2 separate regions of the Mus musculus genome follow, and region 2 is linked to region 1. The links are chromatin loops, found by intact Hi-C in ENCODE. Cell type or tissue: left cerebral cortex. All regions are shown on one strand.

The links. A loop is a pair of places that touch in the nucleus more often than their neighbours do. Peaks named below come from ENCODE experiments on the same cell type or tissue, not always from the same donor. Only the 100,000 strongest peaks of a DNase experiment are listed, where the experiment ranks them.
Region 2: a loop joins it to region 1, with 4 times the contacts of the local background. A loop is called at or near these places in 1 of 42 quality-filtered maps.

The regions. Positions count from the first base shown.
Region 1 is chr11:94,209,246-94,214,245 of GRCm38, forward strand. It overlaps Tob1 (transducer of ErbB-2.1), which reads left to right and starts at 2,209. Exons shown (of 2, transcript NM_009427.2): 1 at 2,209-2,486; 2 at 4,241-5,000. The coding sequence starts at 4,395. In left cerebral cortex, a CTCF peak has its summit at 2,247; DNase peaks (open chromatin) are centred at 312, 695, 1,105, 1,973 and 3 more places; H3K4me3 peaks cover 4,493 bases; H3K27ac peaks cover 4,258 bases.
Region 2 is chr11:94,043,868-94,048,867 of GRCm38, forward strand. Spag9 (sperm associated antigen 9) reads left to right here. Exons shown (of 29, transcript NM_027569.3): 5 at 4,541-4,691. Among named protein-coding and RNA genes, the nearest start is that of Gm38951, 28 kb to the right of the region's middle. In left cerebral cortex, a CTCF peak has its summit at 2,583; DNase peaks (open chromatin) are centred at 290, 1,371, 2,844 and 2,935; H3K4me3 peaks cover 3,777 bases; H3K27ac peaks cover 2,649 bases.

The sequences.
Region 1 (5,000 bases):
AGTTAGACATTTTAATCTCAGCCAAGTCTAATATGCTCCCTAATTATAGTGATATATTTTCCAAATCACAAATCAAGACACATGGCCCAGCACATGTGTCTGTAATTCTGAGCGTTTGGTACAGTAACATTTGCCTAATGGTAATAAATTGTGCTTCTAGGGCACATAAAAGATAAAGTGTTTCTCTTGGTAAGCCAGTCCCAAAATATCTTACCTAGATTCTTGCAATTTCTGTGCCCAACTAACTACAGAATTAAAAATGCCTTATTTCAGTGACAAATTAACGTTCACACTAGAAAAGCAAAACCACACAACGAAGGAAAACAGTGGAAGAATAATTTATATTAAAATATTTTGCTGCCAGATGCTTCCATTTTAAACACCATGCTCTCACAATCTAATTCCACTCTGCAACTAAAAAGCCGAAATACTAAAAATAAAACAGAATTTAAAGCGTTTTTGAGTAAAACTTCTATGTTCTTAAGAAAAAAAAAAAAAAAACGCTACCCAAGTTTTAGGAACCTGTGCAATAAACAAGAAATGGGTCACCTGACCGGTCGCCACCCCACCCCTCAGCCCATTCCACAAACCCTCCCATTCTCACACGCTGTGAGACTTTAGAAATATCCTTTCTCAAAGCTGTTCCTTCTAAAAGAGGAGGTGGGAACCCACGCAAGCAGGTCCGAGTGCAAAATAATAGGCTACATCCAGACTTCTGCATCTATAAAATGAAAAGGCTCTTGGCGGGTCGCGTAGACCAGGGTTTGTGCCCTGGGTGGTACAGATGGGCTACACAGACGGTGAGTTGTGCTTTAACCTCTAGACAGGCATAGAAATGCCCGCCCTGCAGTGTTTAAGGGCAAGGCAGCACGGGGACCGGTTTTTTTCCAGGAAGCATGGCCCGAATGCCCAGGACAGGGAAGGGGAAGGCAGGGCCCTGGGCGTTTCATTCACTGCTGCGCTTTCTCCCCCCCCCCAACCCCCCCCCCCCTTCTCTCCGAGGCTCCCCCTCGACTTTCTCTCGCCTTTACCCAGTCCGAGTTTGACGTCGGTCTCCTGGAGACCAGACAGCCAATCGTCTGGCCGCTAAGGTCCAGTGCGACCAATCAGGCATCGTTGCTACCTGTGAGTAATTATTTTTAGCCAAGAGGAACGCCCCGTTCCACTCCGGACGATAACTCGGATTTCTGGGCTGCAGGTTGTGGAAACGGCGCCTATCCGCGCCCCTAGAGTCCCTGGCGTCCCTATTCCCTGGACACCTGTGCACAGTTCATAAACTCTCGCAGGTTCCTCAGCGAGGCCTCGTGTTTATTTTGTGGGCCTGGGTGAAAGTTCTCAAAATGCACGCGTGGGCACGCACACAGAGTCACACAGGCAGTTTGGCAGCGTGTCGCTCTCTGCGACGTTTGATATAAGACAATTTTTTTTTCTTACGGTCTCAAGCAACCCTCATGTCCGAGCTGCTGCCAGGTGACCCGGGGAGATTTGGCCAGGGGGAGCTGCAGAGGCAGTTAAACTGTCACCTGTGCGGGAGGTGCAGCGACGTGGCCTCCCTTCCCCACCCCCAGGTTCTGCAGTTGTCACTCTCGGGGTGGCAGTTGGCCTAGGCCCTGCGGGGATTAATACTCAATGAATCGGGAGCACGAGTCCCGGTTACCCCGGGATGGGCTGAGACCCACAGGCTAGCTCGCCCAGGAGTGGGGTTTTCCTCGGCCACAGTCGCACTCGCTCGGAAGCAGCCTTTTCCGTGTACTCTGCCCTCCCTCCCCCAGCCTCGGCTGCCCCTCCCGGCCGGTCCCCGCCGCGTCGCCACCTGCTCCCCCTCCTCCCCCCCCACCCCCCACCCCCCACCCCCAGGCCCCCGGGCCCTGCCACCCCATCCCTACCATCCCATCCCTACCCTTGTCCAATCCCCTTCCAAGGCCTCCCTTAACCCCTCCCCCAACCTCTCGGGACTCTCAGCTCATTGGTCACAGCGGCGTTCAGGAGGCGTGACCATCTATCAGCGGCCGTCTGGACGTGGGCAGGCGGGACTTGGCCAATGGCGTCGGGGGGCAGGGCAGGGGCGGAGTCGGCGCGGCCGGGGGGTGCCGGGTGGGGAGGGCGGGACTGTGACGCGAGCGGCGCGCACCCCCGCGGAGGCTGGGGGCGGGGAGGAGGCTATAAAACGAGAGGCGGGGCGCGCGCCGCGGCAGAAGGAGCGAAGCTCTGGCCCGGCGCGCAGAGGGCGCTGTACGGGGACGCAGGGCCGGGCCGCCGGGCTGTGTAGAGAAGCGAGCGCGCTCGTGTAAGCTTGCCGTCCCCGCCACCCCTGAGCCAGAGCAGCGAGCTCCCGGACCCGCCCGAGGCGTCCGTCGCGTGTCCGGCGGTGGCGACGTCTTGCACCCCGTCGCCTCGCCGCTCCCGACCCACCCGCGCCCCCGCCCGCTGCCCCTTCTCCCCCGCCCAGCCGCGGCTCGGCGGCGGCCGCAGCTCCGGAGCAGCTTGTAAGTACGGCGGGGCGGCGGCTAGGGGCCGAGGGAGTGGCTGCAGCGTCCTGCGAGCCCGGGTGTGGAGGGGCGGCCTCGGGGACCCAAGGGAATGGAGTGGCTCCGGGGACCTGGTCCGGAGGCTTGACGGCCGACGGGCAACCGGGAGGAGGGAGCACCCGGGGTGGGGGCAGCGGCGCCCAGGCAGGGGGAGGGGGCGCCGGGATACAGGGATCGGGCCCGGACCGGTGCTCCGGGATGCTGGCTAGGTCCCAGGAGCCTCGAGCGGGGAGCAGAGTGGGGGACGGCAGGGTCAGGTTACGGCGGGGGAGGGGAAGACTGGGCGGCCCGCGCCGCGACCTGCCGGTGCCCGGGCCGCGTCCCTGAGGCAGCTAAAGAGCCTGCTCTCCTTTTCCCCGGGCCGAGCTCCTCCTCCCGGAGCAAGTCTAGTAGTCTTCCTCCTCTTCCTCCTCCTCCTCCTCCTCCTCCTCCTCCTCCTCCTCCTCCTCCTCCTCCTCCACCTCCACCTCCTCTGGCTGTTGCTGCTGCTGTAGCGCTCGGGCTCCCAGCGCTGTGAGCAGAAATCTAATGAGACCCAACTGGCTGTTTATGTAATTCTTCACAGTCCTGTGTTAAGGCGTTGCTTTAAAAACCACCTTCCACCCAGCCTGTCTGGGCTCGGCTGCACCTTCAAGCAGTCCAGCTGAATCTGCTTTCTCTGCCTGCTCTTGGGTTTCGGCTTGGAAAGTGTAGTTTGGGGGCTACACGAGAGATTCTTTGCCCTTTGTCACCAAGAATATGGAAAATGGAACAGACGGATCCACACCAGTTTGATTATTTTAAATGCCCTTTTTGATCAACCTCGTTGTACAAATAGCTCTCCCTTGGAAATACCTCTCTTTGCCCTTGATCTTTTCTTATCCCCACCCAGTGCTGATCCAGCAAACGTTTAAAGGTCGACCTTTTCGCTCCAGCCTCTCCAGGGACTGCCCGTTTATCCGAAGAGGGAAGGAGATGGCTTTTAAAAATAAGAATAAAACTGAGAAACTCTGCCCTTTAAGCAGAGTAATCAATAGGAGTTTTAAGCTGCTTGTTTTTCTTATACTTGCAGCTGAGAGGAATTTCAGAATGTGTGTGTGTGGGGGGGGGGGGCAGTACACAATAAAAAAGAAAAAGGCTCCCAGAAGAGCAAGAGTGTGAGAGCCCTTGGCATGGTTAAAACTAGAGAGGATAATTTGGTTTCATTTACCAAGATGACAACTCATTTAGTACCTTTAATTTTAGTACCAGGTACTTTGAAAATTAAAAATAATTTTGTAACTTATAACATTTCCGAATATTTAACATAAAGCAGATTTAAATGTGATGTTTCCAAAAGGAACTAGGGATTCACTTCTAAAATGGTGACTAGCAAGGAAACTAATGACCAACTTGTAAAAGTGGAGTGTACGGGTAGGTGGGTGGATGAGTGTGCAGTACAGTTAGTAAACACTGTGCGAGAAGAAACATAAAGGATACATGTTCTGGAGGTCCTGTAAGTCCTGCTGGGAAGTGGTATGTAGAATGCTGTTTTAACTATAAATCTGTCTTGAACTTTAGCAAGAGGATTTTTTTTTTTTTTATGGTCTGTTCCTTTTATTTTCCAGCGGTCATTTCCAGTCTTTCTAGCCCAGTAGACATTTTCAAAAATAAAATTGCTTCAGGTAGAAAGCTTTGGAGCTGTTACATTGATCTCACTTGGATGTGTTTGCTTTTGTTTTATTTTCTTAAAGGAACAAGACCACGGGAAGGTTGAAGGATAATCTTCTAATACCAGCACTTTGAATGAGAATTTGTTTCTCTGCCACAAACTGATTTTTTTTTTTAAAAAATTTATTTTTCTGGTGGAGGAGTTGAAACAAAGCTAACTTTTGTGGCTTCGCAGCTATGCAGCTTGAAATCCAAGTAGCACTCAATTTTATTATTTCTTACTTGTACAATAAGCTTCCCAGGAGACGTGTCAACATTTTTGGTGAAGAGCTTGAAAGACTTCTTAAGAAGAAATATGAAGGGCACTGGTATCCTGAAAAGCCATACAAAGGCTCAGGGTTTAGATGTATACACGTGGGGGAGAAGGTAGACCCCGTGATCGAGCAGGCATCCAAAGAGAGTGGTTTGGACATTGACGATGTTCGTGGCAATCTGCCACAGGATTTGAGTGTCTGGATCGACCCGTTTGAGGTTTCCTACCAGATCGGCGAAAAGGGACCAGTGAAGGTGCTGTACGTGGACGACAGTAGTGAAACCGGCTGTGAGCTGGATAAGGAGATCAAAAACAGCTTTAACCCGGAGGCCCAGGTGTTCATGCCCATAAGCGACCCGGCCTCCTCCGTGTCCAGCTCTCCCTCACCTCCCTTCGGCCACTCTGCTGCTGTCAGCCCTACCTTCATGCCCCGGTCCACGCAGCCTTTAACCTTTACCACTGCCACTTTTGCTGCCACCAAGTTCGGCTCCACCAAAATGAAGAATAGTGGCCGTAGCAGCAAGGTAGCT
Region 2 (5,000 bases), 170 kb before region 1:
AACATAGTGCAGGGTTTTAATTATTTTCTTGATACTTGATGGGCATTCAGAGTAGGTTTGAAATTTTCCAGTTTGTGGGTATGCTGAAATGTTTCATTTCTCCCATATAATTGGTCCTTTTTGTTGCACAGAGGCATGTTTAAAAGGGTTAGCCAGCCATCTGTTTGATGTAGGAGTGTGAATAAATTATGTAGATCGCTAGGTATTGTAGCCAATGGGCTAAGCCAAGACTCTTAGTGGCGAGGAACGTAGTTAATAGGCTGGCTCTCTTCTGGGTTGCTGCATAAATGCTAGGAGCTGCAGCTCTATGGTTATGAGGTGGGGGGAGCGGAATGACGTCATCGCTTGGGAGCCGCTGCAGGATGGAGTGGAAAGCTGCTGCTGCTGGCATTGTTTTTGTGGCAGCAGCTGAATGACAGATCCTCACTACAAAGATACCCTTTTGGCCCCTGTGTAGGCCTCCTGGTTCGGACATTTCACCATGCCAGCACAGCGCCATGAATCCTGGATGCATGCTGCTGTTTGTGTTTGGCTTTGTTGGCGGGGCGGTGGTCATTAATTCTGCGATCTTAGTATCTCTCTCTGTTTTGCTGCTTGTGCACTTTTCTATTTCTACCGGGGTGCCAGCGCTGACGCAGAACCTACCAAGGATACTCAGGTACTCTGTCCACTCTCTCGGAAGCTCCTGCTTCACTGGGGTTTTTTTGTTTGTTTGTTTGTTTGTTTTTTATAATTCTTAGGACCATGAGTCTGCTTTGTAACCATTTCTGCTGCAGATTCAAACAATGGAAAACGGCCTCGAGCTAGGATGTCTATTAATTTGTAGGTTCCTAAATGGAACTATGTTTTGTGTTTGGAAATCACAGACCAAAAAAAAAAAAGGATTCTCTGTTGTACAAATATAAGGTCAGCGTGGTCACAATGCTGAAGAGTAAGGAAGCACAAGAGCCCAGTACCAGGTCGAAGTCTGTATAGAGCTCTGGATTTAGCTTCCGAGTATCGAGGGACAAATGGCTTTTATGCTTTGTATTGCAAATGGTTGGCCACAGAATGTAGGTTTATTTATTTATTTATTTTTCTTTGAGTTATCCTTTGCCTAATGTAAGGTTTGATGTCAGTTTTATAGTTTGAGTAACAGCTATGGAAACTGATATTTTCCTGCTACTATAAAATATATTTTAAACTAAAAAAAAAAAAAAAAATCGAAAATCTTAAGACAAGACTAGAATGCCTTCCCCTCCGTTATTTGCACATCAAAGTTGTGAAAGCTTCACAAAGCCTATTCACTATTGTTTGGTCAGACGGTGCCCTTTCTTTTCTTTGTACTCCTGGGTGACAAATGCCCATTCCTGCTTGTGGGGGTGGTCACCAGGCTGCATGCTTAGCTGCTGTTCTCTGCGTGCAGCCAGTGTGAACCACTTTCCAATGCCTAGGGATTTGCTGTCTTGTCTTCTAACTCATAAACTCAAAGAATCTGATCTGCTCAGATTTCTCTTTTGTACATGACTTGAAATTAAGATTCATAGACTATAACTAATTAGTATCTAAGTGATGATAAAATATGTTTTAATGGTAATTCTGATTTAGGCAAGAAGAATGGAAGTAGCTCCTTTCTTTCATGTGATTCTTTTTATTCATAGGCCAGCTCATGTTTAATTTTTAACACTCAGAAATTAGTTTTCTCGTATAGTCTAAAACTAGGTACTTGATCATTTATTTTCTTTCCTAATTATATTTGTTTTTTCAAACAAGTCATGTAGCCTAAGCTAACCTTGAACCCCACAGGAAGTCTCCTTCTCAGTGCTGGAATTACATACAGTTCTCTGCTGGGTTCTTTCCTGATGTATAAAATTGAGAAACAGTCTGACTATTTTGTATATGTTAGTACCTGAAAGAGTTGTATACAAATCTATGTATATTTAGGATATAAGGAAACTAAAACTTGTAGGCTTAAAAATATGTATAATATTAATATGACTAATATTAAGGGCTGGCTTAGGCTATGCTGGAGAAGTATTGCCATACAGTAACTAAGACTTTGGAGTTACCTTGTCCCATATATGCAGCCTTTGGTGATTTGTTTAATCTCTTAGGTTCCTTCTCTTAAGGTATTTTACCTCAGTGACTGATTTTAAAAAATCAAGCGAGCTATTTTTTGCACTTCATTACAGTTGCAAAATATATGATCCATTATATAAGTAAGTCATTTGTGTACCTCACATTTTTAGTAGAAGTGACTTTTAATCTTAGTCCTGCTGGTTACTAATATATAAAGCCTTAGAACATCATCTTCCCTATTGTAAAATCTGGAAAAGCAGTCCTGTTTCCTGGTTGGTTAGACCAGATAAAGCACATCAGTTTATCTGGCTCAGTTCTTTCAGGTATAGCCAAAAGGCTATCTGAAATACATATTTTCAAAAATCATTAGTACACATAAGCTGGTATTTAAATAACCAACTAAAAATCAATATATACAACTGAAGCTACTAGCTAGAGACTATAACAAGATTCAGACACTTGTCAGCCTTGCTTCTGTTAGGGAGTCAGTGGCTGGACAGCGAGAGCAGGTGCTTCAGTGTAGGGACTGAAATCTGCCACTTGGTATTTTTCTACAGGTTCTCCTTTTTTTTTTTTTTTTTTTTGGTTAACTTTTCTGTGATTTTTATTGAAGCATATAATACAAACAGCATCAAACATGCATGACAACAAAGCTCAAGACTAGTGTTTGCCTTTCACGAACTTTGTTTTGAGAGTAGAATATTGTCAGACTTATGTAACTGCATCTCTTGCCCCCATCAGCTATCTAATTGGTCAGTCCGCAGAGGAAGAAGCACATGGTGATGCTAATTTTCTAGATCTGGAGCAGAGAAACTCCAAGCATATTTGACCCCCTCCTAGAGATCTGTTTTTCTCAAAAAAGTGATAAAAGCAAAATAGAGAGTTGGGCGTATAGATGGAATAGGAAAGGAAGCTTGGGTTTAAAGAAGACTGCGCACTCCATATGTGTGGAAAGGAGTTTATGTGGGAAGATGGTGCCAGTGATGGGCTTGTATCTCAGGAAATCTGCGCTATCTTCCTAGCTTTATATTAGATAGACTCTGATTAAATTCCTACTTGCTTCTCCCTTAAGGCATGAAGGCTTGTTAGATAAAAGTCAGATAGTAGTTTGGGAATTTCTGTTCCCAAAGTAAGTTTTTCAAAATTGGGAATAGACAGCAGGCTAGCAACTTTTCATTCTGTTAACTAAAGGAAACCAAAACACTTGGCTATCATTTAATGAGAAAAAAAGAGGATTGCAGTTTAAGAACAAAGAAGCAGAAATGATGTAGTTTAAAGTAAAAGCTAATAAGTCTCAAGAAGAAACAAGTTCTATTGCCTGGAAATAGAAACGTGTAATGTGCAGTATACTCTCTATTAGGAAAAATAAAACTCTTTGTCACTGACTTGTGAAATAGCTGACTAGTGTTTACTTGTTTCAGATTTAGATTTATTTACTACTTATTGGAGTATGAATGTGGAGGTCAGAAGACAGCCTGTAGGAGCTGGTTCTCTCCTTCTGCCATGAGGGTCCTAGAGACTGAACGCAGGTGTCAGGCTTGGTGCCAATTGCCTTTATCCACTGAGTCATCCCTCCACCTTCTTTGTAATGTTTTGGAGACAGGCTCTAATGTAAACAGGCTGGGCTCTATTGTGCTTTGTGTACAAGGATGACCTTGAACTCCTCCTCCTGTCTATCTCCTACGTGCTAGGACTCCATCACTCCCAGTAAAGAAAGACTTGGAAAAGAGCTGCTCTTTTTTCCTAACAGAAGTTTTCTCATCTGCACTCTGCCTAAAAGAACTACTGTAATATGATTTGTAGAAAACCAGAACTTAAATAAAAATGTTTTGGATTTTTACTGTTGAATAGTATCCCTGTTTCAAAGAGTATATTCATTTTCCTCTAGGCAGAAAAGGCCTACTGTAAAAACACTGTAGCTTGAGGAAGTGGAAAACTAGGAACAGGGACTGGGGAGGCCTTTGCCTGTTCCTTATGACCACTAACCTCCATGGCTAACACTCAGCAGCTCTTCTCCATGTTTACCACACCAGACCACCATCAAGTTCTTGGCAGAGGCAGCTGTGGTAATGCATGCCTGTACTCTCAACATACAGCGGGCTAAGGCAGAGGATCTCCAGTTCAGGGTCAGGCTAGGCTAAGTTCTGAGACCTCACCTATGAACAGCTCCAAACTTGGCAGGTGAAAACAGTGTCTAAACAGTTTTTCCACACTTTTCTTAACTTGTGGAGCCAATGTAAAGCTTTGAGGCTGTTTTTTCTCTTTGGTATATACTTATTTAGGTGTGCGTATAGGATTATGTAGGAGAGCTGATTGCAGATTGAGAATAAGCTTTCTACAGCCAGGGGAGACCCTGACCTTGTTATCCCCTTGCCTCATCTTCCAAAGAGCTGGGATTTTTCTATCCACAGCCCAGGCTTAAAATCACGACAAATAAAAAACTAATGAGAATGTTTCATTTTTTTCTCCCCTCTTCAAATAGAAAAGAACGTCCTATATCATTAGGGATTTTCCCTCTACCTGCTGGAGATGGATTGCTTACACCTGACACTCAGAAAGGAGGCGAGACCCCAGGATCAGAGCAATGGAAATTTCAAGAATTAAGTCAACCACGTTCTCATACCAGCCTGAAGGTAAGCTTTATTTTAACAGTACATTTTATAAGCATTCTTATTCAAATAGAAGTCCCAGAAAACCAAAGGATAATCTAATAGTTTAGGGCTGCCCAGATAGTTTACTGGGTGAAAGTGCTTATCACCAACTCTGACAGTCCCCATCCTCAGGACCTACATGATAGAAGAGAGAACCAACTCCCGATTATCCTCTGACCTCTACAGAACCACAGTGACTGTAGTTCACACCTTGTTCAACCGCACACAAATAAGTAAATAAATCTAAATTTAAAAAATAGTTTATATATTTTTTAGTTTGAAAGTATCTTA